2 separate regions of the Homo sapiens genome follow, and region 2 is linked to region 1. Evidence: read pairs that join two places in POLR2A ChIA-PET (ENCODE). Cell type or tissue: A673. All regions are shown on one strand.

Region 1 (8,000 bases):
AGCAAACATACAAATATATACTTAGACACATGTAGTAAATCAGTAGTTCAGAAGATCCTGACTAAGCTAAGCAATCAGGATAAATTTGCCAAATTGAAGAAGAGATCATATTGGGAGCAGGACAGCTATTTAAGGAGTTTTAAGTCATATCCTATATGAGAATAGATGTACCTTTGCTCTGATTAAAAGAGAAGTCTCTCCTGATAAAAGGAACATCTTGTGAACACTAACATGGTGAATTAGTTTGTTTTCACACTGCTGACAAAGACATACCTGAGTCTGTGCAATTTACAAAAGAAAGAGGTTTATTGGACTTGCAGTTCCATGTGGCTAGGGAAGCCTCACAATCGTGGCAGAAGGTGAAAGTCACATCTTACATGACGGCAGACGAAAGAAGAGCCTGTGCAGGGAAACTGCCCCTTATATTACCATCAGATCTCATGAAACTTATTCACATATCATGAGAACAGCATAGGAAAGACCTACCCCAATGATTCAGTTACCTCTCACCAGGTTCCTCCCACAACATGTGGTAATTCAAGATGAGATTTGGATGGAGACACAGCCAAACCATATCATCTGGTCTCAAAAATGAAAAGATGCAATTATTTGGATATAAAATCAAAACAGGTACTGAATGAGAAGAATGAATGCTGCTCAAAACTGATTAATGTTAAGAAAATTAGATCAAGAAATTCTCCTCAAAAGCATAGTAAATGAATATAGACCCACCATGAAAGAAAACACACAGAGAATAAATCCAGGAGGTGCATTATCTGCATTATAGGAGTTCCAGATGGAGGAATAGAAGCAAAAGGATTCCCAAAAATAATTAAAGAATACCATAAGAACATTATCTTAAAAGACATATTTATATCTATCCTGGTGCAGTTTCCAAAGTCCAAAGATAATTAAAAGTTTTCCAATGGACTATTATTTACCTATAATGTAAGGAGTATCAAGCTTCTCATCCCTAATGCTATAGAAAACATGATCTGGTGATGTAGAATTTTATTATTATTATTATTATCATCATTATTTTGAGATGGAGTCTTGCTCTGTCACCCAGGCTGGAGTGCAGTGGTGCTATCTTGGCTCACTGTAACCTCTGCCTCCAGTGTTCAAGTGATTCTCCTGCCTCAGCCTCCCTACTAGCTAGGATTACAGGTGCACACCACCTTGCCTGGCTAATTTTTGTATTTTTAGTAGAGTTGGGGTTTTGCCATGTTCACCAGGCTAGTCTCAAACTCCTGACCTCAGGTGATCCGTCCACCTCGGCCTCCCAAAGTGCTGGGATTACAGGTGTGAGCCACCACACCTGGTCGAATTTTATGTAAAGAAAAAATGCCATTTATAGATACATGCAAAATAAATACTTTTCCTAATAATGAAGAACTTGTAAAGTTTATGATACATGACATTCTTGACAGAGAAATACAAAAACATATGATCATTACTGATGGCAGTAAAAGTATGGTAAAACCTAAGTAACACCTGGTAATGTATTTGGAAATACATTACAAATGCTAAAAATATTTTTTTCTTAGAAAATGTCTATTTAGTGTTTAAGTTTCCTTGTCTGCAGAAGGGGATATTGAATAGGTGATCTCACTGCAAAGCCCTGCTCTGCTGTGTTCCCTTCTTCAACCTGAACTTTCTCTAGCTGGGTCAGTTGGCCCCAGTCTCTTTCTCAGGCCACTATTTGTTCTCAAAGTACACTGGGACTTGTAGACAACACTTCAGCCTCTGAAGACCAACACACTGTAGTTCTGCAAGATCAACAAATTGACTCCTACCTAATTCCTGAGCTCCTATAACCCACTGAGTAGTCATGTCTTATGAATGGGCTTCTGTGTCCCCCATTTCTGAGTCCATATACTGTTAATGGCATCTCAGCATCTTACCACCTCTTTGTACTTGGCCCTGGCTTGTTTCATGGTAGCTCACCTCTGAGGCACTGGAGCCCTGGCCATAAATTCTTCTCTGAACACAATGCCCTAATTGCTGTACCAAGTTTGGAACTTCCTAGAGACTTGTTGAATGGCTTTGCTCAAAATGCTGATAGCAATATAGACAATGAAATCCAGGCTGAGGTGGTCTCAGATGGAGATAAGGAACTTATTGGGAACTGGAGCAAAGGTGACTCTTGTTATGTTTTAGCAAAGAGATGGGTGGCATTTTGCTCGTGCCCTAGAGATTTTGGAACTTTGAACTTGAGAGAGATGATTTAGGTATCTGGCAGAATAAAATTTTTAAACAGCGAAGCATTCCAGAGGTGACTTGGGTGCTGTTAAAAACATTGAGTTTTATAAGGGATGCAGAGCATAAAAGTTCAGCAAATTTGCAGCCTGACAATGTGATAGAAAAGGAAATCCCGTATTCTGAGAAGAAATTCAAGCCAGCTGCAGAGATTTGCATAAGTAATGTGTAGCTGAATATTAATCCCCAAGACAGTGGGGAAAATGTCTCCAGGGCATGTCAGAGGTCTTCTCAGCAGCCCCTCCCATCACAGACTCTGAGGCCTAGGAGGAAAAAGTGGTTTCCTGGGCCAGGCCCAGGGTCCCCATGCTGTGTGCAGCCTAGGGACTTGATGCCCTGCCTCCAAGCTGCTCCAGCCATAGCTAAAATGCGCCAATGTAGAGCTCAGGCTGTGGCTTTAGAGGGTGCAAGCCTCAAACCTTGGCCACTTCCACGTGGTGTTGAGCCTGCCAGTGCACAGAGGTCAAGAATTGGGGTTTGGGAACCTCTGCCTAGATTTCAGAGGATGTATGGAAATGCCTGGACGTCTGGGCAGAAGTTTGCTGCAAGGGTGGGGCTCTCATGGAGAACATCTGCTAGGGCAGTGTGGAAGGGAAATGTGGGGTCAGAGCCTCCACACAGAGTCCCTACTGGAGCACTGCCTAGTGGAGCTGTGAGAAGAGGGCTACCATCCTCCAGACCCCAGAATGGTAGATACACTGATAGCTTGGACCATGCGCCTGGAAAAGCTTCACTCAATCCCAGCACATGAAGGCAGCTCAGAGGGAGGCTGTACCCTGCCAAACCACAGGTACAGAGCTGCCCAAGACCATGGGAGCTCACCTCTTGCATCAGCGTGACCTGGATGTGAGATATGGAGTCAAAGGTTATCATTTTGGAACTTTAAGATTTGACTGCCCTGCTGGATTTTGGACTTGCATGGGGCCTGTAGCGCCTTTGTTTAGGCCAATTTCTCCCATTTGGAATGGCTGTATTTACCCGATGCCTGTACCTCCATTGTATCTCAGAAGTAACTAACTTGCTTTTGATTTTACAGGCTCATAGGTGGAAGGGACTTGTTTTGTCTTAGATGAGACTTTGGACTATGGACTTTTGAGTTAATGCTGAAATGAGTTTAGACTTTGGGCTATTGTTGGGAAGGCATAATTGGTGTTGAATGTGAGGACTGGATTTGGGAGGGGCTGCAGTGAAATGATATGGTTTGGCTGTGTCCCCCACCCAAATCTCATTTTTAATTCCCACGTGTTGTGGGAGGGACCCAGTGAGAGATAATTGAATCATAAGGGCAGGCCTTTCCTTTGCTGTTCTCATGATAGTTGAATGGGTCTTATGAGATCTGAGGGGTTTTAAAAAGGGAGTTTCTCTGCACAAGCTCTCTCTTTGCCTGCCGCTATCCACGTAACATGTGACTTGCTCCTCCTTGCCTTCTGCCATGATTGTGAGGTTTCCACAGCCTTAGTGACTAAGACATAGTCACTGTCTTAGACTGTTTGTGTTGCTACAGCAGAATCCCTGTTTTATTAAAAAACAATTGAGAGACGTTTACTTGGATAATGATTCTGATGTCTAGAAAGGCCAAGGTTGGGCAGATGTATCTGATGAGAGCTTTGTGTTATGCCCATTCATGGAAGAAAGAAGAAGCAGGGGTGAGTGTGTGCAAAGAGATCACGTGGGGAGGGAGAAAGCAAGGAAGAAATACTGAGGAAGGTAAACTCTTTTTAACAACCTGCGTCCTTGGGAACTAATCTACTCCTGCAAGAGTGAGAATTTACTGGCCCCAGTGGAAGGTCACTAATCTATTCATGAGGGATCTGCCCCCATGACCTAAACATCTCCCACTAGCCTCAATTCCCAACACTACCACATGCGGTATCAAATTTTAACATGAGCTTTGACAGACAGAAACCACATCCAAACCATAGCAGTCACCTACTGAAACAAAACATATTTTCTACCTCAAGCATACCATCTCAAACTGCATGCCCTCCCAAAGGAAAAGAAAGCAAATTGAGGACTGATTCTTATTATTTTCCTGTAATATTTGGGTGGTTTCAAGGGCATGCTGAGACCACGCTGGGCCACTGCCGATTCTTGCTGTACGACTATTGTAGTAATGATGAAGGTGACCTCATTTTCTGATGGTTGGGGTAATTATTTAATCTGAGAAAGCAGGATATAGCACCTTCTGTAGCCTTCACTCTCAAATGGAAGACAATCAAAAAAGCACATATGGGTGTAATAAATTTTACTGAAGATATGCATATGGGCAGCCGTGTTTTTCCTATGTTTCCTTTGCCCATCACAAATTGAGGGGACCCTCAAGCTCTCACTATACTGAAGAATATCCCCTTTCCGCATTTCTACCTTCACTCTGTCCTCTTCCTCATTCTATCTTCTTTTCTCCTACCCACTACTTTGCTTTTAGGAGCAAATAAAAATTCTCCCACAGAGCAATTTGGCATAATTTGTTATTAGGTTTCCTCTAGTACTTCAATCCTTATATTTTCTCTGTCCGCTCCAATAGACACATCATGAGGTTTTACAAATATGAGCATTTCCCTGTCTGAGCGTGTTGGGGTCAAATGTTCAAATAATAAAACTCAGCTTTACCTTTTATAATATGTTATTTCAGTAGCTATTTTGCTGCAGGAGAGGAGGAGACTGCCAAAACAATGACAGTTGCAAATAGTGCAGACACTGGACTTTGGAAACTCTGTGGAAAAATGTACCACAGGAAGACAGAAGCATAGGGTTTAAATTGAATAGACATTTTGAGAAGTCTAGGAAAGTTCCTATCTAAGCAGTAGCTGCACATGCCATAAAATTTGTCTGGACCTTGAAGCACAGGTGGCCCCAATGGAAGAATGTGATATCTGAAGAGTGTCTGCAGAAGCACCCAACAGAATAGTGGTTTAGTTATCCTTGCATAATTTTTTTACGTGGTGTGCTGCAAGTTTAGATTTTTTTTAAAAAATCATGTTTTTGTTTTTCTAGAACAGAAAAGCAACTGATTTCCTAGAATCGAGCCTAGTATGTAGGTAGCTCTTTGTTGCTTTCAGTTTCAATATGAATTATATTTCAGGAAATGTTTTAAGTAGACTTGAATTGGCCCAAGAGGCTGCTTTTCTGGCTGCAAAACTGTTACACTAGGTCATTTTAAAGCATAATGTCTGAAAGCATATACAATTTGGAGGGAATAAGGGAGAAACATCATTATTTTAGACTTCCAGCACCTCCTTGTTTGTTGTTGTTTTTCAAGTGCCATGCACTCAGCCCTTAAAAATGTTTGTACAAACAAGTTTATCATTATAAGAAGCTGAAGACAGGCCTCTTCCCAGGGCTGACTTAATAACTTGGTCATCATTTTCAGTGGTCTTCAATTCATTCTCCATGTGCTAGACTCAGTGATTTAAAACACACACACATAAATTGAATTATGTCACTTTTTTGCACAAAAGTCTAAAAATATTCCTATTGCACTTAGGCAAAAATCCTGTCTCCACACTATGGCCTGCAAGATTCTACACGATCTGGTTCCTGCCTGTCCCTCTCTAAACCCAGTCTATTTCAGCTTCACTACATGAACTTTCAGTCTGGATCAAACATGCCAAGATATTCCCTAATCAGGAACTTTGCACAAAATCCCTCTGCCTGGCACTCATTTTCCTTTCCTGACTAAACCGTACTCACTAAAACCTCAACTCTGCTTTCCTCAGGGAAATATTTCTGACCTGCTAATCTAAATTAGGTCACTTTTCTACATTTACTTGTGACATTCTGTGCTATTCCTTTACAATGCTTATCAGAAATTAAAACATATTTGTTGATATGACAAATTGTTAATGTCTGTTTTCTGGACTAAAAACATCTAAGAACCATAGCAGTTTTGCTGATGTCATCACCTTTCCCTAGTGTCCAGCACGTGGTCAGCGGTCAATGTTCATTTATTGAATGATTGAACGCAATCCATGTTTAAAAGTGCTTACTTTGTTGTCATTCAGCACATATGAGTTTGGTTCTTTGCATCGCGGCCTTTTGATCTCATAGAACAACTATGGAAATCCCAACTCAAAATGCTCAAACATGATTTAGTGAATATGAGCCCATGTTACTCTTGTATTTGTTACTGTTGTTGTCATCATCATTGTCATTCTATCATGTTAGGTTTCATTTTGATGGTTCTGTGACTTGAAAGAAATCCTTGTTTCTATAAGATAAATGTGTTGTATAAAGAGGCAGTAAGCTTAGGGGTTTCACTTGGGCTTGTTTCATAATTTTAGCAATGGTACTGGATTTCATTCTAATATCAATTATTTACTTGTTATTATTCTGAATAGAAAATACAAATAATTACAAGAGACTTCTGATTCTGGCAGCATTTTGAACTAGATTAGTTAAAACTTTATTATAAAACAATGAAAAATTAATAAAACAGGGCAAACATCTTTTCTCATTGTTTTCCAGGGCTGACACAAGTAAATACCACATTCCTTCCTCAGTCCCCACAAAGGTCATGTCCTTCTCACATAAGAAATACATTCATCCCAACCCAACATCCTCAAAAGTATTAACCCATTCTAGCATCAACTCGAAATCCAAATCTCATCTAAATCAAGAATGGGTAAGATTACAGGTATGAATCATGCTGGGGAGAAGTTCATCTCCAGCTGTGAACCTGGAAAAACAGACAAGTTATCTGCTTCCAAAATACAATGGTGACAGGTAAAGGATAGACATTCTCATTTCAGATGAAAGAAATTAGAAGGAAGGGGATCTTGTATCCCAAGCAAGTCAGAAACATAGCATGACAAATTCCATTAGATTTTGACGCTTGAGAATCATCCTCTTTGCCACCTTGCTCTGTTCTCTGGGCCCACACTGGGGTGGTGGACTGATCCTACAGGCCCACCCAGGCAACAACCCCACCTTCTCAGGCCTGGGTGGTAGCTCCACTTTCCGGAGCCAAGGAGAAGATAGCTCCATCTCCTGGGCCTGTGTCCTCTGGGCCCATGTTGGCAGCCCAGCTGGACTCTACATTCGTGGTTCTGCAAAGTTATTCTTCCTTCATTTCATCCTGTCTCTGTCTCTTTTCCTCGAGACTAGCAATGTTTCTGCTTGGGTAAAATTCTCAAAAATCTTGTGCAATTTACAAGGGTTTGCACCATCAGAAAAAGTCTTCTACAGATCATTTCTGACTAACTACATCTCTATTACTGACTTCTACTGAGATCGATTGATTGGATTCATGAGTCACATGCCTAATATCTTTAGCAAATGATTGTCCAGCCACCCCCTTGTCACTGTGTCCAGAGCATGCTATCTGGATAGGCTGAGAATCTTCCAAATCATTAAGTGTTACTTTTTTTTAGTTGCTTAGTTGTTTCTTCTTCCATTTATCTGTCTCCTTTCATTTTATCACAGTAGCAAGAAGAAAACTGGCTGTACCTTTAATTCTTTGTTTAGAAATCCCCTCAGCTAAATATCATCAAAAGGTCTAATTTCCACAAAACACTGGAACACAATTTGGCCAAGTTCTCTGCCACTTTTATTTATTTATTTTATTTTTTTATAGTTGGATTATTTTTTATTCTAATGTTACTTGAATAAGAACAAAATTAAAATAAACACACAAAAAAATGCCTCTGTGAATCAGTCACAGGGTTCCTGTAAGTCTGGGCTGGTGTCCTTTCTCTTCTGCTTGCCTAGCTCTTTGATGGTCTCTGTCTCTGCAGGACTAAACT
Region 2 (8,000 bases), 1.0 Mb after region 1:
ACTTCCAAAGCCTATGTTCTTAACCATTATGCCACTCTGTGTTGTGACAGCGCCAAACATACTTTCATTCATGTATATTTTTTAACTGATCATATTCTTGTGTGATTTCTTTCAGAAAGGCTTTTACATCAAATATTGATAACGATAATAATGATTAACACATGTGGAGCACTTACCATCTCTCAAGCACTGCTCTAGAGCTTTCCATGAAAGAATCCCTCTAATCTTCAGAACAATCCTGTGAGGTAGGTGCTACTATTACTCTGTTTTCACAAGTAAAGAAACTAAGCACAGCAGATCCAAAGTCATGCTGCAGGGTGCTGTGTAGAATGGCTCCCAGGACACTGGGAAAGCTCTTCTGCACCCCAGTATCTTCTCTATTGGTTCATTAATGTCTGATATTCCTGCACAAGAAAACACAGCATAGAGAGAAAGCTTAATATGTATATACACTGAGAGATAAGGCATTTACCTAACATCTCATTATAGGTATTAGAAATGCAGTCTCAAGAGCAGGTTCTCGTGGGGTGACAGGCAGGGTATTCTAGGGGAAGGAACACCCCAAGAAAGGTAGCATTACAAAGGAAGAGGAGAAAGAAAGAAGTAAATGAGGAGACACTGATTTTCTTCCATTGCAAATTTTCCCAAGGCTGGCCCCTTTCCTATTACATTCTTACCCAGTAACTCATACTTTCCCTAGAGCTCTTGCAAGCAAGAACTATTGAGAAAGTAGCCCATCTGAAAGTATATTTCCTGCTGTTTATCTGCTTCCAGAACTGGCTGAAGTTTACTTTTTGGTACTCCAGAGACCTAGCTTCTTCTTGCCTTCTTCCAATGTGGTCTATTTAATCTCCTGTCGTGTGGGAAATTATGTTCAAAATCTCCGTGATCCTCTGTCCATAGTAAGTTATGCATGTAGTGACAAGTACATGCCACAAGGTCTTGAGATTATATCTGCAATGTGTTGCTGCTGGCTGTTGATCAAGATAGGCTGGAAGAAAAACATTATTTTCAGGTGTGAAAAAGCGTCACCTTTATCAAATAATTCTTCTTGCATTTTTCCCAAGACGTTGTGGCCTATTTAAACTTGGGAGGTTAAGTTTGTAGCATTCATTATGACTGAAAATTTAGTTCACACAATCATGATGCTCTCTTTATTAGGTGTTACCGTTAAACAATATTAAAATAAACACAATGTGGCTGGTCTTTTGTAAGCTACATGGCATGTTTACTTCTTTGCCTGGCTTCTTAATTGCATTTATTCATCTTTCCGAATACCAGTGTCACTGTCACCCACAATATTTGCTGTTTTGAGTATGTGGTTTACATTTTATTTTGCCCAATGATAGAATATGATGGGGACATCTTATCTGAGTGTTTTGCAGTATGCTGTAGTTTGAATTCTTGGCTGTTGGTTTCCCAGAGTCCCAGCTCCTGCCACTGTATTCTGCTTTTGTAAATGGAGAATAATGGCACTAAAAGAATTTCGCCTAAGAATCTCATGACCGTGGAGAAGAAGGACCATGGAAATGCTAAAGCATACCACTCGGCTTCTGTAAATCATGCAGAGGATCATGAAAATGATTGAAAGTAACGTATCCCAAACAAAGAAGCCAGCTGTACCATTAAAGACCTGTGTCTGGCTGTTAAAAAAAAACACACACACACACAATGGAAAGAATAACCTTGCTATACATCTTGTTCAAAACACTGCAGCAGATTGAGTCATCTAGACCCAGTTTCAGAAGAAATGTTAAATACTGATAGGGGCATATTCAAGACCTTTAAGATTTTTTGGGGGAGGAGGGGGGAACATAAAAAAGCAATAATAAAGATAAATTTGAATGCAGGAAAAATACACATAATCCATGAACTCAACACCTGTTTTTGCATGTTTATCATCTTTGTCCCTATGTAGATCTATGTTTTCTTTCATAGTTGGAGTCACAGAATATATACTATTCTCTAAGCTTTTATTCTTTAACATTATAGAAGAATGTTGTTCCATGTTACCACATAGCCAACTGTTTCAAAACTTGTTTAATAAATTCTGTGTTGTTGTTTTCACAGGAAGAAACAAGCACATATATATTACTTGTTGTTTGTTTTCTTCTGTTGAATCATACTCTTGGAATAAATTGTTTTCAGTGAGGTTATTGGTTCCAAAAAGTATAGACATTTTGGCTATCTTTAGTTAGTTGTATTGCTTTCCAAAGAAGTGATAGAAATTATACTTGCCACCCCAACAGTGAAAGTGTAGTAGTTTAATTTCAATGTAACAGAGGATGCTACTGTTGCTATTATATCTTCTATTACACTGAAAATCTTTAAAATTTAAAGCAAGCTGGATTGTCTTTCAGGAGCTGCTGCCAAATCAACACCTCGATATGTTTGTTCTTGGAGAGAAATGAGCTAAGGAGGAAGACCGTCTAAAAATACCACTGGACAATTTGTACTCACTGGAGTGGTCTCTATGGGGCAAAAGGTTTTTAGAGTGGCTCGTGGATTTTCTGGCAAGTGGCAAACCATACAAGAGCTACGTCAGGCCAGGAAGACAGGTACAGCCCTGTCGGTGTCAAAGAAGAACACCGGTAGCAGAAGAGCTAAGAGTGAATGAAAATGGAATTATCTTTACTTCTAGGACTTGTCTATTGAGAAACAGCAGCGCTGGCAACCATTTACTACCAACAAGAGGCAGTTGCAAGAGAAGAATATAAAATATGCTCTGCTCAACCCCACAAAACTCAGAGTGTCTCACAATGGCCAATTTATTATTTTTACCCTGTCCAGTGACATGGAAGGATGCATCAGGGAGCTGCTAGCCTCTGCGATGAATAACTTAAGTCAGGCTGCAACATGTGAAATAATTCAGCTGACCAGGATTTATAACACTAGCTAGATTTTTTGCTTTCTTTGGGGTTCATGAAGCATGGTGTTGTGAGATACCACAGGAGTCCCGGAGTAAAGTTACATACCTATTGCTCTTCCTTATTTTTATTTTTTGGTATTTTCATATTATTTTATTGCCTAGTCCAAATGTCTTCCTAAGCAGGGTCCAGCCTCCTAGGGGACACGTCTCTTCTGACTTTGAAAATTAGAACCACAGACAGATAAGACTTCTAAATACTCTGTTTTTATACCCTCTTCTTCACATACCTAGTCCCAGGTGGTTTTGACTCCCTGATGCTGTGTTGATTGTGTTGGCCTTCAATTTATTTTGCTCAATTATTTATGTGCATCTGCCCAAATAAGAGGTGTGGCAATGCAGTGGCATGCTTACAATTCAGCCCATCTCACTCCCTGGTTCATATGTCAGTTTGCAGGATGGCTTGCTAGATTTGCAAAGGGGTGTGGGGGACAGTTTCCATCTGCTGCCATTGCAAAACACATCTTTCAGGGGCTACCTGGCAGGGCTGTTTTCTTTCCAGGTAAGGTTCAGGGACATTTCCATGCACTGAGTAGAGTCTGGATCTTTGTTTTCCAGGTGCCTCAGAAGACTAGGACATGGGGCAATTGCAAATCCTGGTCTTTGTACATTACATAGAACTTAGGGTAGGAAGGGACTTCAGAAGATCATCAGGTCAAATTTCCCACTTCCTTGGAATTCTCATTTTTTAGAGGACCAATGGTTGGCAACATCCCTTTTTTGTGTTGTCATTTGGAAATTGTGTTAAAAGCCATTCTTTCACAGTTGCTCTGTGGTCCTTCCAATTTTCACTTTAACTGGGAAATTTTAATGAGATCCTTCAAGCAATTAAAAGAGTAGAAAAAATACTCACAGAAGCAGAATTTGGAGGGTAGCTATGGCTTTTCTCTGTTGACAAACCCCCTTTTGACTTCTTGACATCACTGAATCAAGTCTTAGTGTCTTGAGAGGTTACTGCCTGAATACAGGTTAAATATGTTAATATTCACTGATTGGAGGAAAGTACCATGAGCAAATCTAATGCAGGATCCTGGAATGCTGAGGGCATTAGTGGCTCCATAAAATGTAAATGCATTCTTAATTATCTCAAGTCACTGCACGCCCAAGTAGCTCTTTTGTAAGAAAAACACAGCTTACTGATAATGAGCATGAAAATTACTAAGAGATTGGTGGAGTAAATCTCTTAAACCTCCTTTCTTTTCTTTTCTTTTTTTCTTCTCCAAATTTTGATGTGACTTCGCTAATTTGAGTATGTGTCTCTTTTTAGATTCTACAGATAACCTTAGGGCCCCACAAGGCATTTTGGGTGATTGAAATAATAGCAGTTTGTACCTTACGGGAACCTCTAAAGATGATGATGATTATTATTATTATCATGACTGATTTTATTGAATCTATGAGGCTTATGAGGTCTTAAGTTCAAGATCAGCCTGGCCAACATGGTGAAACCCTGTCTCTACTAAAAACACAAAAATTAGCTGGGCATGGTAGTGGGCCCCTGTAATCCCAGCTACTCAGGAGGCTGAGGCGGGAGAATCACTTGATCCTGGGAGGTGGAGGTTGCAGTGAGCTGAGATTGCACCAGCCTGGGTAATGGCCTGGGCAACAGACAAAAAAAAAAAAAAAAAAAAAAAAAAAAAGAAATTCAGGTTGTACCCACTAGTTGCAGAGTGATTTTATTTTTATTTATTTATTTTGAGATGGAGTCTTGCTCTGTCACCTAGGCTGGAGTGGAGTGGCAGGATCTCGGCTCACTGCAACCTCCACCTCCCGGGTTCAAGCAATTCTCCTGCCTCAGCCTCCTGAGTAGCTGGGATTACAGGAGCCCACCACCACACCCAGCTAATTTTTTGTATTTTTAGTGGAGATGGGGTTTCATCATGTTGTCCAGGCTGGTCTTGAATTCTTGACCTCAGGTGATCCACCCTCCTAGGCCTCCCAAAGTGCTGGGATTACAGGAATGAGCCACCAAGTCCTGCAGTGATGTTCTATTTAAATGTGTGTTTTATAGGTTGCCTCATTTTCTGGTCACAGGGTCCCCACAAAGCAAGCATTATTACTTATTATTGCCATTTTTCAACGGGAAAACAGAAATACAGGAGGACAAATGACTTTCCGTTGGTCATTCAGCCTGTAAGTGGGAATTGAGAGCAGGATCTCAGGTACTCTGACCTGCTCTGTGCTCTCTCTTTCACTTAGCTTTCCAGTTTCTTTAAGCCAAGTATTGGAAGTGATTTGAAAGCTGCATTCTCAGCCTATTGGAAAGTGGTTCACCAGAGGTGTTTCTTCACCACTCTCATTCTTTAATGTTACCTGACACCAAAGATCTCATGATGGGAAATACTGAATGTGGATTTGGCCTGTCTGCTGACACCATCCTGTCACGCATCACAAAATTACCCAAGCTCATCCTTCTGATTGGAAGCACTTGGGTGGTGGAAGGTGGGGCCTTTGTTGATATCCCTACTACCCTCCATGAACTAAGGTATGGCTGGCCAGTGATCCTCATTGACATTTGGGGATTCTGTGTAGAATTAAGAGCATCCATTGTGAGTGCTGAGACCTGAGACAATGCACCAAGTAGGGCAGAAGTGTGTTGCATCAGTACCTTGACAATACAGTCTATTCTCTTATGTTCAAGACGTGAGCCACCACTGCTATCACACTGACCCCAAGTGGCTGCGATTTCAGCAAGATGGGAATACCAGTCACCTACCTTCTTCTTGACTGTGTTCTGCTGGGCTTCCTGATAAAAGATGTTTATTCAGAGAGAAAGAGACAGGAGAGTGAGGTGGCACACAAACTGCTATCCCAGACTTTGCCCAGGTTTTAGAGTTAAGATCTTCTTTGAAGGCTCTGAAATCTGGGACAGTCCTTACCATGACTGAAACCTGGAGAGGAGATGTGGACAGAGGATCATTTTTGTGTTAAGTCCCTAGGTGGCCCTCTTCTCTTCTTCATAACAATTTGTGTTGTGCCTGGGCCCTTGTTAAGTCCTCTTTGCATTATCTCTGGCTGTGACTAGCACAACATGTGCTCTCCTTCCACTTTCAGCCTGGAAGATCCAACTTCTGAGCCCTGAATGACAGACCAGCTTCATAATGGGAAGCTGACACCAGGCTGGCTTCAAGGGCTATGACCTGTGCAGTTGCAGAAAGCCTTGATCTCAGAAGGGTTGTGCGCTTAGTTTACAATGCTCTGCTGTTGCATCTTGAAATTCTTAATTTTTTATCAAGGATCCCTATATTTTCATTTTGCGCTGGGTCCTACTAACTATGTAGCTCATCCTGCCAACATCATTGGCTTCCCTGAGTATGAGAGTTCAGAAGAAACTTAGATGCTATTGTCTGATTCAGTCATGGCAGCTTACAAAAAGGAATGTGGGGAGCAGTCACTGGGTGACTAGCCTGAGGTTACTCAGGAAGTTAGAGGCAGAGCTGCAATCAGGACCACTTCTCTTTACTGCTAGCTGTATGCTCTTTCTACTGCACCCTGGTCATAAAACATCTCCCAACCCAGGAACAAGTTCTACCTCGTAGGTGGGCACAGTAGCGTGATCACTCTCTCAGTCATCTGTACTCCTCCTTTGCTTTGACCAAAGAGATAGGAAGGGACCTTTTGCCCACATAAAACACCTCTCAAAGGCTTGGCAACAACAGATAATGGAGAGTGTTGGCCTAAGACCAATGTTTCAACCATGGTGTCAAACAATATTTTGTGTCAGTAAAGAAAAGCTATATCACAAGTGGATTATTACTAATAATCAGACTAGTGGTACTTGTGAATGATTTGGTTTCATACTCACACTAGGACAACTATGCACACTGAGTATAACTGACCTTATGAGAACATCATTCTCACTAAGATTATGATGTGCTTTCTTGTGTGGGAACTGTACATAATATTGAGTGTACCCTTGGGAGGATGTCCTGCCCTATGATATTGTCTGTTGTGGGAAGAAGAGTGGTTGAGAACTGAGGATATATTAAACATTTACTCATCCAGATTTTTCAAGATTTACGTTAAGCCAGATCAGAAGAAAGCCATCTATTTGAATTGCATCACTCTAACCCCTTAAGTTGAACTGTCTATACGGAATTATAATTTCACAGTATGTCCAGATTACTTACCTGGAGCCAATTTGGGGCACCAACAGGACTAGTAAAACATCTTTGCACTTTGGGTCACATTGCTATCAAAGACCTTGTACATCATGTCATTCAAGAACCTTTATATTAGGATTCTTATGGAAAATCCTTCCCAAAGTTTAACCCTATGATAAAGGGTTTTTTTCTCCTGGTAACATGGTGGACAATTGGGAACTGTTTAACCCAAGGCATTGATTTCATTGTTTTGGTTGCCAAGAAGTATGGATGATGCTCAGAATAGGTTTTCTTGCTTTCAACTGCTAATTCCTTTATTTCTTTGATTTTTCTTTTTAAGAAATTTAATGTATTTAATAATAAATCATAAATTATCAATAGACAAATTAGCATAGAATGGTTTGGAATAATGCTTAAAGATCTCCCATTGAAAAAGATCCCAGTACCGTAGGGTTCACAGCTGAGTGTTAACTGAACTTTAACAAATTCTGATTTCATTTAAAATGATCAAAGCCTAGAAAAAAAATTCCTGCAGATCATATGGGGCACCTAATAACAACAAAAAAAAAGAAACAAAGAGGGGTGACTTTCTCCAATTAATTTTATAGTGTAATATCAAAGCTTGATAGTTAATATATTTCATCTAATGTAGGATGTCAATGTTTAGAAATCAGACATTATTTCATGTACCATTATAGATATACTGCCAATTAAACTGTGACTTCCTTAACAAAAGCAAAAAAGGGAATTTTAAAGATATTAAGAACATGCAAAGAAGAATATAAGCGCTAGACTCCCAACCCCCTCAATTAACTTGTTAATATTTTATTGTATTGGTTTTCAGTAATTATTTTTAATAAAATAAAGCATTATTAGCTAATGTTCCACTCCTGCCACCCCAATCTCATTCTCCTTCTAGGTCCCCAGGGACAATTGCTAAAATGAATTTGTTGTATATTTTAAAGTCAATT

Evidence for each region. ChIA-PET counts read pairs that join two places held together with the same protein. Peaks named below come from ENCODE experiments on the same cell type or tissue, not always from the same donor. Only the 100,000 strongest peaks of a DNase experiment are listed, where the experiment ranks them.
Region 2: POLR2A ChIA-PET joins it to region 1 with 15 read pairs; 2 of 35 experiments call an interaction of 5 or more read pairs at or near these places.

The regions. Positions count from the first base shown.
Region 1 is chr1:89,281,768-89,289,767 of GRCh38, forward strand. It overlaps the pseudogene LOC100421401 and the pseudogene LOC729930. Among named protein-coding and RNA genes, the nearest start is that of GBP5, 13 kb to the left of the region's middle. In A673, no CTCF peak of the experiment used is centred here; no DNase peak of the experiment used is centred here.
Region 2 is chr1:90,281,446-90,289,445 of GRCh38, forward strand. It overlaps LOC105378849 (a long non-coding RNA gene), which reads left to right. Exons shown (of 4, transcript XR_007066216.1): 3 at 116-245; 4 at 2,361-3,785. LOC107985088 (a long non-coding RNA gene) reads right to left here. Exons shown (of 6, transcript XR_001738146.3): 2 at 5,643-5,817; 3 at 3,780-3,884; 4 at 678-991; 5 at 177-404. Among named protein-coding and RNA genes, the nearest start is that of LINC02787, 260 kb to the right of the region's middle. In A673, CTCF peaks have their summits at 5,778 and 5,984; DNase peaks (open chromatin) are centred at 3,996 and 5,906.